Regions from separate parts of the Mus musculus genome. Here region 2 is linked to region 1. A link is a loop called in an ENCODE intact Hi-C map of the cell type or tissue named here. Cell type or tissue: left cerebral cortex. All regions are shown on one strand. Each heading gives the region's core, and the rest is flanking DNA. Links, peaks and the distances in the headings are about the cores only.

Evidence for each region. A loop is a pair of places that touch in the nucleus more often than their neighbours do. Peaks named below come from ENCODE experiments on the same cell type or tissue, not always from the same donor. Only the 100,000 strongest peaks of a DNase experiment are listed, where the experiment ranks them.
Region 2: a loop joins it to region 1, with 4 times the contacts of the local background. A loop is called at or near these places in 2 of 42 quality-filtered maps.

The regions. Positions count from the first base shown.
Region 1 is chr2:142,257,596-142,265,093 of GRCm38, reverse strand. It overlaps Macrod2 (mono-ADP ribosylhydrolase 2), which reads right to left. Exons shown (of 19, transcript NM_001013802.3): 13 at 3,933-4,001. Among named protein-coding and RNA genes, the nearest start is that of Gm25583, 620 kb to the right of the region's middle. In left cerebral cortex, for the core only: no CTCF peak of the experiment used is centred there; a DNase peak (open chromatin) is centred at 3,842; H3K27ac peaks cover 391 bases.
Region 2 is chr2:142,710,582-142,718,079 of GRCm38, reverse strand. Kif16b (kinesin family member 16B) reads left to right here. Exons shown (of 26, transcript NM_001081133.2): 18 at 3,348-3,401; 19 at 5,042-6,385. Among named protein-coding and RNA genes, the nearest start is that of Kif16b, 190 kb to the left of the region's middle. In left cerebral cortex, for the core only: no CTCF peak of the experiment used is centred there; DNase peaks (open chromatin) are centred at 2,897 and 4,141.

The sequences.
Region 1 (7,498 bases), core at 2,548-5,047:
ATTGATTTTGCAAATAATCTCAGAGTGCCTATCAAAGGCCACGAATACCTATTTCCCAGGGCCAACTTTATCATTTCATCTCAGTCCTGGCTCTCAAACCTACCCTGTGTGGATGAACGGTTCATTAACATATCCCACCTCCTCATCCCTTAGCCTCTCAGCTCAAGTCCTGCCCACTCAGCAGCCATAAGGACTTACTGGGAGCAGGTGTCTTTCTCAGTGTAGAGACTACAGCCTACTGTGATCTTTAAGCAGACAGTTTTGCCTTGCTACAATAACTACACAGTCCATATTTATTTGGGGTAAGTGGGCAAGAACACCTAGACTTGGTTCCCAGTGGGAAGTATGTCTACAGTAAGAGAATCACTAGTGTAGACTATGCTTAGGTTCTAACACTTCTTGAATTTTTTTCAACTTTCACATAACTGTTTGGTTTAAAAAAAAAAAAAAAAACACAAAACCTTCTGTTCCAAGAATAAAGACAGCCTCATTTTGCTTGCTTGTTTTCAACTCCTATATTCTAGAAGATGCTAATTTCCAGTATAGACTAAAATCTTAACAAATATAAACCCAGCCAACTGACAAGCAACAGTGTAAACCACTGAGCTGGGCACAAACACTATGGGTATCACCCTGGAGCAAGAGTCCTGCTATTCCAGACCAGGAGCAATTCCAAGACCCGTGAAAGATGCTCCTCTGGGAGTGAAGTCTCCAAAAAGTCAAGAGAACAGGGCTCCTTTAGGACCTTTGATCAGCAGAAAATATTCTGCCACTTACAGTGGAGAGTGTCATAAGCATTTCTATAAGTGATCTTGTGACTGTGGAGTTCTGAAATAGCCCTGGTGTCACTAAGGACAGATATTTCTGCATGAACGCTAATAACAGAAAAGATTTGAAATGAATCCTAAACACTTATGACTTCCTTTTAACCTCAACTTGACCTCAATCTTGGATGATTTCAATGGAAAATTCTTTTTCTTAATTCTAAACTGTGCATCTGTCAATCGTGATGACAGCTTGGCAAGCATCAGCGACTGAGTCTGAACGGATAATCCATTTAAAAAAAAAAACCAGTGCCCTTCTATGAATGTTATTTCAGGAGATAAAGGCAAAATCCGCATCCTATGTGTTTTACTGTTAATTTAAACCAGATTACATACTCACATAGATCACAAAACTTGTTTTCTAAATAAAAAAGGTAATGGAAATTAACAATTTAATTCCTACAAAATCTCCTAAATCTTCACATTTAGTCTCATACATTTGTGATACATGACAATTCTTTGATGAAGTTAGCATCATTAAAAGTCTTATTTTAAGAAAAAAATCCTAAAAGTATTCTGAAAAATAATTGATCCTTGCATGAGCAATTAACGGTGTGAGATCCTAAAAGCATCAAGAATATCACAAGCAGCGTGTTTTATGAAGGTGTGATGTCTCCCAGCTAAACAACTCAACAGCAAGAAATCTCAGCTTGAAGCATTCAAATTAGACTGTTCCTCGCTCATACTTCTTACACTCTGTCTTTCAAACTTATGATGCCTTTACAGTTTTATGATAAGCTTTACAGTTTTATGATGACTGAGACATCCTTTTTGTTTTTTCTTGGTTGTTTTTGGTTTTAGTTTTTTGTTTTTGTTTAAAAATAAGTACCATCTTCTATCTCTGTAAAATGACTTAGTTTCTCATTAAGTTTCTCAATAAGAATTACATTTTTAGGTGTGTAAAGTATTTTTGAAATAAGAGATATCTGAACATAGGCCTATATAGGATAAAGGAAAGTTGAAAATTGGCAATAAACAAAAAAGGGGATCATTCAAGATGACAGCAGTATCCTGGACACTGTTGGTCTAGTCAGATCTCCTCTGGGAAGGAGCAGTTATTTTCCCAGGTACCTGCATATGTCATCCATTTCTGGCTTCTACAATTACCCTAATAGAAAGGAACTCTTTTTCTCAAAAAACCACACACATCCCTTCCCAGGATAGCCAGCAACCAGAATCTATGGCAGGATCCTCTTGCATTATGGTTCATCTTCATAATGTGATTTGGAACCAATCTCTTCTGACAGTTCACTGGAACCTCCTCCTCTTCTTCTTCTTCTTCTTCTTCTTCTTCTTCTTCTTCTCTCTCTCTCTCTCTCTCTCTCTCTCTCTCTCTCTCTCTCTCTCTCTCTCTCTCTGAGATAAACAAGTCACTTTCTAATAATCTGTCTTGGTCTCGAAAGTCTGTTCTATATGAAGGCCAGAGAAACAGCAAGGAAACTAACCTGTGCTGTGATATTTTGTGAGGTAGATATTATCTACTGAGCACGTATATGTGTACATGTGTGTGCCTGTGTCTGTGTGTCTGTGTGATATGTATGTGCACAGGTGGATGTCATGGAGCATTCTCCTGTATCATCCTCTGGATTATTTTCTTGAGACATGGTTTCTCAACTAATCTGGAGCTCACCTGGCAGGCAGCAAGTGTAGTGATCTTGCCCTCAATCTCAGTCCTAGGATCGCAGAGGTCTTTATGTATAGGTGTTTATATGTAGGTGTTTATATGTAGGTGTTTATATGTAGGTGTTTATATATAGGTGTTTATATATAGGTGTTTATATATAGGTGTTTATATACAGGCCATTGAGACTTAGGGAGCTTTTGTTTGGTTTTGTTTTTCATTGTTTTCTAGTTTTTTGAGACAGTTTCCTCTAGCCCTAGACTGGCCTCAAATTTGCAGTATAGATGATGCTGACCTTGACCTCTTAATCTTCTTGCCTCAGACTCCTGAGTGCTATGGTTACAGGCATGAGCCACTGCCACTGGCTTAGATGCTTGGCATCTGACCTCAGCTTCTCATGCTTCCACAGAAAGTGCTTTGATCCACTGTTTCATGCTCCCAGCCCGAAGATAGACATTACTCTTGCCCTCATTACAGAAGGGAAAACCGAAGTACCAAGAAGTTCACCATGTATTTCCTTGCTAATCATTTGTTCACTTCTTTAATTATCTGTCAAAAGTTAGCTATGTAACTGGGAGCAGAACTAGGATTAAGCCCCAAGCATATAACCCAATTATTTATACTCCTTATCAACTGCCCTCAACTACATGTATTAAAACAAAGACTCACCAGGAAATAGGACGTGGAATTATATATGCCATTGAGTACTAAAATTCCAAGACTATTTTGATTTCCTCGACAGATTAAAAGACCAGTTAGTCTTCATGGCAGTGTATGCCTGCTTTTGTATCAGATCAGATTGAAGAATTAGATTCGAAGTACATATGTAAGTTCTAAGTAGATGATATGCTGTACAAGATACCCACTTGGTCAAACATAATTGGTCTAGTCTGGCAGGTATCAAATATTATTTCTAATGGGAAGAGTTACCCATCAATCAGGAGGGAGAAGAGAAAATGACCCATCTTATTTCCCTTTAATATTTTTGAAAGCATTTACATCCCTGTTTTGTGGCACTTATCTCTATACTGGTTAAATTTTCTCCTAATTATTATTAGTTTCTTCTTAGTGATAGTCCAGAGAAATGTGGCCTTGCCTCAGGTTGATTTGTGTGGATGCCTTTCAAACATTTCTCCCTTAAGCCATGGGCCTCTGGTAGGTGGTCCTCAACGCCATGCTTTCAAACTTATGCCTAGGAATAGTTAGTTACAAACAGCAGAATCGGCAAATTCTTGAGTTCCAGATAAACATTTTTTTTTCTCTAACCACACTTTCTCTGTGCCTGCTCTTATTTTTACGAACATTATTTTTAGAGGAACAAATGTAAATGTATATATAAATTCTGAAGAGGCTCGATATGGCATGGAGCAGAGTGGGTGGGATCCTTGTGTTCAAAATAGAGGCTTTCACTGCATCAGTTTCTCGCATAAACGAACCCTGCATGGTTTACTTTTAAGGACCTGTGAAGTTTAGATGTGGACTCATACCTTCATCTTTGTGGACTTCAGCTTTGTCTTCGGAAGCTGGGCTGGGCACAGGGGTGGTGTTGACACCATCTATAAAACAGAAAGAATGCCTCAGGCTTAGTACTTCAGGCTGTGGCTTTTCCTTCCCTACAGCTCCCTCACCACTGGCCTATGAAGGTGTCAGTGTCCTTCACACGCTGAATGGTCTTACAGGAGCAGAGGGTTGTAATGCATTTTTAAAATATATATAAGTAATGAAGCATACATCTTCACATAAGACAGAGGCTAATGAACTACAAAATGTATTCTGGGTAAGGCTTGTTTGTTGGCTGTAGTTTGCCAACATGCCCAGTAGTATTTTGCTTCCTTCACAATTCTCAGAGAATGGAATACAGTTTCTGATTTGCGGTATGTAGTAACATGTACCCATGCAGGTTTCTACAAAATGCTTTGATGTGTGTGATTTTTATAGTTTGCTTTTGCTCAGCTCAGCATGCGTATAGGCTGCCAATTCATTCGGCTGGCCAGCTGACCAGTGGCTCTGTGGCTGTCAGCAGTGTAGTCCAGGAGATGGGGACCACTCAGAACAAGGCCCCCAGAGATATGCAGGGATATCATGTCACCCGGTTATAGAATGGAGACCAAGGACAGGGAGGACCCTGTCCACCTCATAGTACCAATTAAGGCCATTCAGACCTGATCTCTCTTACTGGTCTCACCAAAACCATGGGGATTTGATTCATGTTTGATCTCCACAGTGTTAGGTAATTAGCTACTAGCAGTAAAACTGTAAAATTAGGATGCAGGAACATATTAAAGTCATCGGACAATTGGTAAGACAATATACACATTTTCTTACAGTTATTCAGTCACAGACTTAAAGATAAAATCCTCAATTCAAGGACATTTTCTTACTTTCTAGCATATCATTTGTCCATTTCATATGGTTGTTACTTTCAGGTTGCATCTCTATTGGAACACAGAATAACATCTCTGGAAGGTAGATAAAGGGGTGAGGTGGACCACTTGCTTTCATTAGACATCAACTGGCTTTGACTTAAACAAAAGGCACCAACCGTTAACCTTCCCTTAAGTCACAGCACATTCCCGTTTTCATCTCCCTTTACAGCAAAACTGCCTGAAGAAAGTTATTGTCGCTACCTTCTGTGCCTTCACTTCTGAAGTCCTGCATAAGTCATGCATGCTTTTCCAGTAGTCTTCCTGACTCTCCCCTCTAAGATGCTGGCCTCCTTCCTTTGTTCAAGACAGCCCCAACAGGTCTTGAATTTGCCATTTTCCTGCCTCAGCCTCCCTCTCAGATAGCATCCTTCCATGGAGCATCGCGTTCAAGTTCCTTTCTTCCTGTCCATCTGACTTGACTTCTCAGTAATATTTCCCAGCCCCGTTCCTTTTCTTTTCAGGACATATTATTGTAGTGGCTGCCTCTGCCTTTTTCGACAGGAATGTAGATGTATCCCAGCTTCTTGCCTTTGACAATTTCATAGTCTTCTCACTGACTCTCCTTTTAGTCACAGGCTGTAAACCTCCCTTATATCACAGTGTCCCCTAAACCTGGTCTGAAGTGTTCACCTCTCCCTAATATGAATGTGTTTATCTAATGTGACATCCCTTATGGCTGTCTGCACACATTTTCAAATTTATTGATGCAAAAACTAAACGATTAACTTTTTCAACAAAATGTCTTCCATAGAGCAGTTAAGTGGTACTGTTGTCCTCCGAGACACTGAAGCTAGACTCCTCTGACCTACATGGGATTCCTCTTTCCCCCATGTGCCCTGCCCAGCCTTTCAGCTTGCGTACCCTGTTGGTTCTTATTTCTAGAATGTGCCATATTTCAGTATTTTGGTCTTTATTTCCAGAATCCTTTGTCATGGCACCTGTAGACACCATCTAACTCTACCTTTTTGATCCATTTTTACTCCCGGGCAAAATGAGTTCATTAATACATAGATCATTTATTCCAATGGATAAAATGTTCCAATAAATTCTCTCTGTAGTAAAGTCAAACCACATGCTGGAGATAGAATCTGGGCCTATGATTTCTTACCAGATCTCACACTTGACTGAGCCCACTCTGCTCCAGTCACACCCCTCTCCCCATCCCCATCCATCTTGAAGTTAATTTATTCTCAGTTCCCTCTGTCTAGAATGGGTTTTCACCATATCAGCATTCGAAGCCCATCTCAAGCAACACTTCCCCAGCGAGTGCTCCTTAGAGTTGCCTTCTGAGGGTTGCCTCAAGTTCACCTCTTTACTCTGCAATCTTCTTGAACTCTCTGATAATTGTATCCCTTTTACTTGTTTATTCTTGGTATTCCCCCACCAGACTATAAGCTTCAAGGAACTATGGATGTTGTTTTTAAAATTAAATGTAACATTTGCAGTGCACACTCAGTGCTGGGGAAGCAGGCAACCTTAGATATGTATTTATTATTGATTTCTTGATAAATACTATATGCAATTGCATTTGATTTGATGGTGACAGCTGCCAGAACCTGTAAATAAATTATACTATTTTGAGACTGCATTTTTCCATTACGTGGAAGAGACCTGCAGAGTTATGCAATCAACATTGGCACTGGGAAATATGTTGAATGAAAGCAAGATATTTTGGAAACTAACAGCAGGTCACAGGGCTTTAACAACCAAAACCAGGTCTTCAGTTGCTCTGTTGCCTAATCAGAGGAGGCCATGAAAGGGCAAAATGCACAGATCAGCATTGTCCACAATTCTAAATGGACCCCACTGATAGTCTCCATCAGTCAGCATGCTGTCTTAGATGAGCAAGAGGAACCACTGAGGAAGACACTTAAGATGCTACAATATACGCCTAGGAGAGAGTCATATTGAGTGGTAATGCTCTTATATTCAATAGATAGAGAAGGCTCATACTCTTCCACTCTGACATCTCAGATGGTGGTCACAAACCCAAAAAGAAACTACCAGGACCTAACTGATATAGGAGGAAAGGATGAATGAATAAAACATAGGTATTGGTGTGTGTGTTCGTGTGTATGCATGTGTGTATGTGTGTGCATGTAAGTCTGTATGTGTGTGCACATGTGTGTATGTGTGCATGTATATGTGGATGTGTGCATGTATATGTGTATGTATGCATGTGTTGTGTATGTACATATGCATACATGTGTGTTCATGCATGCATGTATACATGTGCATGTGTATTCATGTGTATGTGTGTGAACATGTATGTGTGTGTGCATGTACGTACATGTATGTGTGCATGTGGGGTATGTGTGTGTGTGTGTGCAGTAATAGAAGAAAATCAATGTTAATAAAGACAGCTTGGAACAGCACACTGAATGAATAAAATCCATAAAACTTCAACAGTCAGACCAGGTCCTCAGCAGCCAGCAGCTGACTGACAAACACATGTGATCCCGAAACAGTGACAGCTTTTCATGCCAGTCCCACCTTCAACACAGTGCAATAGTGTGTGGGTAGTGGGTAGGAGCTCAGACAAGAACAGTTTACAGTACCAAAAATTCATTCTGTTCAGAGGAAAGGAACAGCTGACCCAGAAATAGGTACACAAGGTTCTTCCTGGC
Region 2 (7,498 bases), core at 1,820-4,319, 450 kb before region 1:
TTTAAATGCACGTGGGAGTGCGCACACACACACACACACACACACACACACACACACACACACTCACTCAGCCTAAAGGTCGGGCAGGCCTCTGAAATCAACAATCTCAAAGTTTGAGTGATTCCCAGCTACCTTTTCCCCTCATTTTCTTCATCAGTTCTTTCTTACTGTTTGTTCGATTTTGGTTTTGCTTTTGTTTTTGGTTCAGAGACAGGGAATGGGCAAGTCCTGCAAGTTGAGTGGATACAAAGGATAGCTCATTGAAACCAGACGTGCAATGGGAGGAGCTGGGGGGAGGATGTGAGGGTGTGTGCCATGAAATCCGTGGTCTGCCACTGGATACATCAGTTTAGAATGTTTGAGTAGAATTGAGAAGGGCAGATGCTTGATTGTCAACAGCTGTCAACCCCAAACTGCCTTCTAAACCCATTATCCTCTTGTCTCAACCTCTCCATTTCAAGGATGGCGTGCTTGTGCCACCATGTACAGTTCCTTTGCCCACTGGCCCTTTGTCTTCTCACAACGTATGTGCCTGAACCTTATGCTTCTTGGTCTCCTCGCTCTTGGCATAAGATAGAATCAGCCAAGCTGAGAGCAGCACCCCCAGCTCCCTTAAGCATTTGTCTCCAGGCTTAGCTTGTCTCCTTCCTAGCTGGCCTTCAGAACACCAGGCAGGTGGGTTCATCCAGTTCAAAGTCTTTAGTAAACTTAGACTGTTCTTAAGAATCTGTTTTCTGGTAGCCTCCTGGAACACATGGCCTGCCATGTCACCTATGCAAACTGAACGTCTGGTTTCAATGAGCTATCCTTAAGTTCTATATTATATCGAGAAAGAAAAGCACAGGTAGATCTAGAATCAGGAAGTTTGCCTTGATGCTAGCTACTCCCAAATTCTGTGACGTTTACTCCTCCTATAGCACCCTTTTGCACAACAAAGAAGAGGCTATAATGCTTAGGGTCAGCCATGTGTTCTTGTGTATCGCATTGCGTAACACTGCATTCACATACAAGGTAGAGTCAGGTAACATCATTCATCGTGATCTCCTTGTCAGCACACAACTTCTTAGGGAAAATTGTGACTAGTAATATATTTTGGAACCAAAATTGGATTCCAGTGCTGCTTAGTACACTAAGCCTCAGTTTCCTGCTTTGTGGTCTTAGGTGATAAATGTATCAACTTGTTGCATTTAGGGGAACAACAGGAAGGGTCTGAATGCCTGGGTGGAGCACAGAAGCAGGTATTGGAAACACATTTTAGAAGATAGGGTTTCCTCCCAACCCCTGACGGCAGCTCTCAGAGCAGACTGCTTCTCTGCACATGCAGTACCCAAGCAGTGAGGGTTAGTAAGGATGGATTACTGTACTGCACAGAAAATGAAACTGAGATTAAAGCAGACTCTTTTAGGGAAATTTCCTGGTCTCAAAGCATTTTAACCAGTCTTACTTTTGAATATGTAAATATCTCTAGAAGCAGTCAGCTATATATTGAAATCCAAAATTGTATACTAGGGCCATGGCACACATCTGTAACCCCAGTGTGTCTCTGCAGGGAAGTAGGAGGCAGAGGCAGACGGAGACAGAGAATTCCAAAAGCTCATGGCCACCTCACCTGACATATACAGTAGTAAATAGCAGGAGAGACTCAGTCTCAAACAAAGTTTGAGCACTATAATCCAAGTTTGGTTCCAAAAATACTATTAGTCACAGTTTTTCCTAAGAAGTTGTGTGCTGACAAGGAGATCATGAAGTATGAGTGATGTTAACTGACTTTACCTTCTACTTAAACCGACCCTAAGGTTATACTGACTTCTACTTATGTGCTATGACACACACACACAGAGAGAGAGAGAGAGAGAGAGAGAGAGAGAGAGAGAGAGAGAGAGAGAGAGAGAGAGAGAAGAGAAAGAAGTGGGGGGAGGAAGGAAACTATACTAAAAAGTAGTTATTAGGAGTGGTCATATTGTACTCACTTAATGCACAGCCATATGGGCTGGGTTCCATTGTTGGCAGTTATCTTTGTGCATGACTGCTCTGTCATAGACATCCATGCCTATACTAAGCTGCAATTGTTTTCACTTGATAGTAACATAATTATAAACAGATGTAACTTTCAATGAAGAGGTTAATTCTTGTATTTTATATCACAGATCTGAGCAAGGCTTATAAAATGAGTCAACAGAGGGCACTTTGGAAACAGATTGTCATGGGGTCACATGTTGGCTCCACACATATATCACTGTGGCCTCAGACAAGTTCTCAAGATGGATTCCTTGTCTTGTAGATATAGCTTGCAGGCTTGATAATCTGGGAGGACAAAGGAGACAGTCTGTGCTGATCAGCATGATTGTTCTCATTCCACAGATGCACAATTATGCTTACAAAGGCCACCAGATGCCTTTCCTTCAACATTAGCCCAAATTAAAGTGTGAAGAGATCTCTTTGAAACATGTCTTAGGTCATTGTAAAAGTAGCTGTGTTGCCAGTTTGGATTTGCATGTGAACCAAGGAAACCTGTTTATAGGGAGTTCAACTGAAAAAGTGAAACCCATTTCCTAGTATCAGAGAATTTGTCTTCTGTTGTCCAAATTTAAAAACTCACATTGACCTGTTTTATTTTATTTTGTTGCAAGTATATGGATCTGTGCAGTGTCATAGCCTAGCTGTCACTCAGCACTTGTGAGCCTCTGAGTAGAGTAACTACAGATAAAGCACTAAAAGTCGTGCTTTGCTGTACACAGTAACTATTTTGCTCAGTAGTCAGCAGTCCTATAGCTGTCACTGAAGTGTGTAAAACAAAGCAAATTAACTTTTTGGAGTGTTTGCTGCATGCATGTACTGGGAAATGTGATATTTTTAAAAAGACCTTTTGCTCTATGCATGACTGTTGTCTTTTAAGTGCCTTACTGCTTGTGCCCTGATGTTTCCTCCTGTTGAATTGTTTTCTTAACGGATGTCTGTGCTCTCTTTCCTCTACCGCCCTGGCAGTCTTTTCCCTATAAAAGGACCCATCTGTCTAAGGTAGATTCTCCTTTTTACTTACTCATCAGTGACTAAGCTGCATGGACTAGACATGCTTAGCATTTAGAAGTTTTATTTAATTCTGTTTTTTTTTAACTACAGTGATATTTTGTTTTCCTTCAAATCAAATCTGTTCTCTTCAGTCTAAGTTCAAACACCTAAAATTATATCTAATTTCTAATCATAGTGATAGAGCAAAGAATGCATTTTAAACTTGCTAATCCATAGTAATTAAGGTAATAGGTAAATCCATGCTCCAGTGTACGATTCTGTGTGCATAGAAAAGAGCTCCTTCATGGAAGTGACTGATTTCCATTTGATCTCATTAGACTTGAGTTTGAGAGACAACAGCGTGAAGAACTTGAAAAACTCGAAAGTAAAAGGTAAGCACATGAGACCTGTGTTCCCAGCTGCTGTGTCTGGGTCCCTCCCTCTGTCAGCATCTTCCTGAGTTTCTGGGCTTCCCTCTTGCTCTGCATCTGCTGTTACCATGTCTAATGCCTCAAGGTAGAGTCTTATAAGGGATTGACTTGACTTCGTCTTTATGTTTTCACAGCAGTACATCTTCAAATGCTTGTGAGAAAGGGGGAGTTGTCAGTAATTAAGCATCTAAGATGTGTTGAAATTTAACCCCAAATCTTTTCTTAGTGTTCCTTAGGTCTTTAAAAAGTCACGAGTCTATATAGATTAAAAAAAATCAAGCCAGATGTGGTGGTATACGTCTTTAATCCCAGCACTCGGGAGGCAAAGGCAGGCAGATCTCTGTGAGTTTGAGGCCAGCTTTGTCTACAAAGAGAGTTATGAGAAAAATGTCAAACAAAATGAACAGGAAGGAAGGAAGGAAGGAAAAAAAAACCAAACCATTTTTCTCTAATAACCCATCTCTACCTTTTAAATTACGATTTATTTACTTTATTTTGTGTGTATACATTTTTCTTCATGTATGTATGCATATTTACATATATGTGTATATACGCATGTGTATGTATATATACACACATGTGTGTCCAGTTCTCACAGAACAGGGCACTGGAAGCCGTAGACCTGGGAGTAGAGTTACAGATGTTTGTCCCCAGCTATGTGTGTACTGAGAACTGACCCCATTCCTGCAAGAACAGCTGGTGCTCTCCGTCCGTGCTCCCTCCTTCTGAGCTAAGGATTTTTTTTTTAGGGTCTAACTTTAGACCAGTCGTCTCCCCTGAGATGCCTCCCACACTTATCTTTCCAGTTTATACAGTTACTGGTGTTTTCACACCTATAATTTATTTCTCTTTACTTACTTTCATTTGAGGATATCTATATCATCTATATCTATATGGCTGCTTGATTGATATATGTGCTAAACTATCCTTTGTTTCATTCAATCATATTTTCTCTTTTCCTCTGTTTTATTTAACAAGGAAATAGATAAAGGGTAGGTAGTGACGGAGAAGCTAACGTTCTGAAGCAGTTACTTATTTTCTAGAATTTGGGATTGCATAGCTCATGGGAATGAGCTCAGGGTGCAGCATCCTACAAATCAGAAGGTTGGGGGTCAGAAGGTGGAGGTCTACATCTACTTTTTATTTATTTTGACTTTGTTACTCAACCTCCACTGAATTGAAGATGGCAATTTTTTTTTTTTTTACTTAATGTCATCTTGTAACTGAATGTCTGTTGCACTTTAGTCATTGAGCTGAGGAAAAGTAGCCACATTCAAATTTAAATTGGATGGTTTTTTTCTCATTGACCTCAGGGGGAGCTTTTAATTATACCATACATAATACATTATGATTCTAGACTTCACAAAGAAATGATACCAGAAACTACTTCAGGAGGCTAGGTAGCTGAAACACTGGACAAGAAGTAAAATAAAAGTGACATAGTATGCATTTGAAAATATGAAAGAGAAGCACTTTCTTTTCATTTGTTTCAATGAAAGATTTGGCTTTATGTGTGTTTTCAGAACAATCCAGTTAGGGAGAAGTTGGACTGATGCTAAGCACAGTGATTAAATAATGACCACTCAGCATTTGCATTGCAGGAAACTCATTGAGGAGATGGAGGAAAAGCAGAAGTCGGACAAGGCAGAACTAGAGCGAATGCAGCAGGAGGTAGAGACCAGGCGCAAGGAAACAGAGATTGTGCAGCGGCAAATCCGCAAGCAGGAGGAAAGCCTCAAACGCCGCAGCTTCCACATTGAAAACAAGCTCAAGGACCTGCTGGCTGAGAAGGAAAGGTTTGAGGAAGAGAGGCTTCGGGAGCAGCAGGGACTCGAGCAGCAGAGGAGGCAGGAGGAAGAGAGCTTATTCCGCATCAGAGAAGAGCTTCGCAAACTCCAAGAGCTCAACAGCCACGAACAAGCTGAGAAGGTCCAGATATTCCAGGAGCTGGACCGATTGCACCAAGAGCAAAATGCCCAGAGTGCCAAGCTGCGGTTGGAGAAAAGGAGGCTGGAGGAGGAGGAGAAGGAGCAGGTGCAGCGGGTGGCACACCTGGAGGAGCAGCTTCGGAAGAGGCAGGACACTGCTCCTCTGCTGTGTCCTGGAGAGGCCCAGCGGGCCCAAGAGGAAAAGAGGGAACTGGAAAGCATCCGGGAAGCCCTTTTGCAGGCCAAAGAGATGAGAGCTGGAGGGGACCATACCTGTAGGGATGAACTGGAAAGGGCTCAGCAGTACTTCTTAGAGTTCAAGAGAAGGCAGCTTGTCAAGCTAGCAAGCCTGGAGAAGGACCTGGTCCAACAGAAAGACCTCCTAAGCAAAGAAGTCCAAGAAGAGAAAGTAGCTCTGGAGCATGTAAAATGTGACGCAGGGGGTGACCCGAGCTTCTTGGCAACAGATGATGGCAACATTCTCGGTGGGCCTCCAGATCTAGACAAAATAAAGACTGCAGAGACCAGGCTACAGAGCAGAGAGCACCAGCTACAGGACCTTCTGCAAAATCATTTGCCAGCTCTGCTGGAAGAAAAGCAGAGAGTGCTTGATGCCCTTGACAGTGGTGTCCTAGGCCTAGACACCACTCTCTGCCAAGTAGAGAAAGAAGTGGGAGAGAAAGAAGAGCAGATCGCACAGTACCAGGCTAATGCTAGCCAGCTGCAACAGCTCCGGGCCACCTTCGAGTTCACAGCTAACGTGGCCAGACAGGAAGAGAAGGTGAGAAGAAAGGAAAAGGAAATACTGGAGTCCCAGGAGAAACAGCAAAGAGAGGCATTGGAGCAGGCTGTGGCTAAGCTAGAGCAGAGGCGCTCTGCCCTGCAGCGGTGCTCCACCCTGGACCTGGAGATCCAGGAGCAGAGGCAGAAACTTGGCTCTCTCCACACCAGTGAATGGTCAGGGTGGCAGGCCAGTCTGGAGACTGATGGAGAAGCACTTGAGATGGACCCTGCAAGGTAAGAATAAGGTAGAGGAGCAGGCAAAGGGTAGACATCAAGTGAATGCACATTTTCTTCCTCTGTCTTTATGGAGAAGGGCTTCTTGTAGACTTCATCTCTCTTATACGTAGGCAAAAAACTAAAATACAAAATACCCCTTCAACGTAACAAAAGCACTCTTGCTTTTCTACAATAAGCATTCTCTTGTTTTTCCTTAAGATCTTTGCTTTAGAAGATCTCAGCCTAAAGTTGAGAACACATAAACAAAAGCAAAGTCTTGTTCCTTCACTAAAATGACTTGTGAAATGTGTTTTAGTTGTTTGACAAGTGCAGGCTACGGGGAGAGCTTCAACCTAGATTCCCACCTTTTATCTCCCTCTTAGCCCAACCCCTGCCCCATTCCTTGACTGTCCCTGGCTTCTCATCTGTTTCCTTAGCTTCTCCTTCATGATTTCTTCCTCTCTTCCATCATGTCCTTCTTCACTAGTATTTTATATCTTCTTGGTGAGCAGCAATGGCCACAGTGAGTTTATGTGTTGTGGATTCCAAGATGGTTCCTACAAATTGAAGAGAACTAAAACCAGGTAGATATACTGCACTTAAAGTTACCATTTTAGAGGTGGCCTCAGAACTGTATACTAAAAACCAACCAACCAAACCAGCAAGAATTTCTTCAATGATTCCATACTCAATGGGCATTTATTCAAATATATTTTGTGATATATAGTCCTGTTTAGGATTTTCTTACAAAGAAAACTAGGAAACAAGCATTCTTTCCATGGTAAAGAAAGAATATTTATCTTTCTACTCTGTTGCCATGATTACAAGAGGTAGGTAGGCTCTGAAAATAAGAAAATATATTAATCTAAGAGCATCTTTTCTGGTACTCTGTAGCCATGCTAAGACTCTCAGCGAAGTTAAAGGCCACCTTGTGTGTGAACATGACACAGTTTGCAAAGTGGTGCTATATCCTAGTTGACTTGTTTCTTACTAGTTAGATGATCTTGGCCACTTAAATCTAATTTCTTCGCAACTGTAGGTTATAGATTGGATTGATGAAGGCTAGGTATGGCAAATCTAGGGATGCATTCAAAAGGTTGGTGAGCCAGATATGCACTTAACTGGTAAATG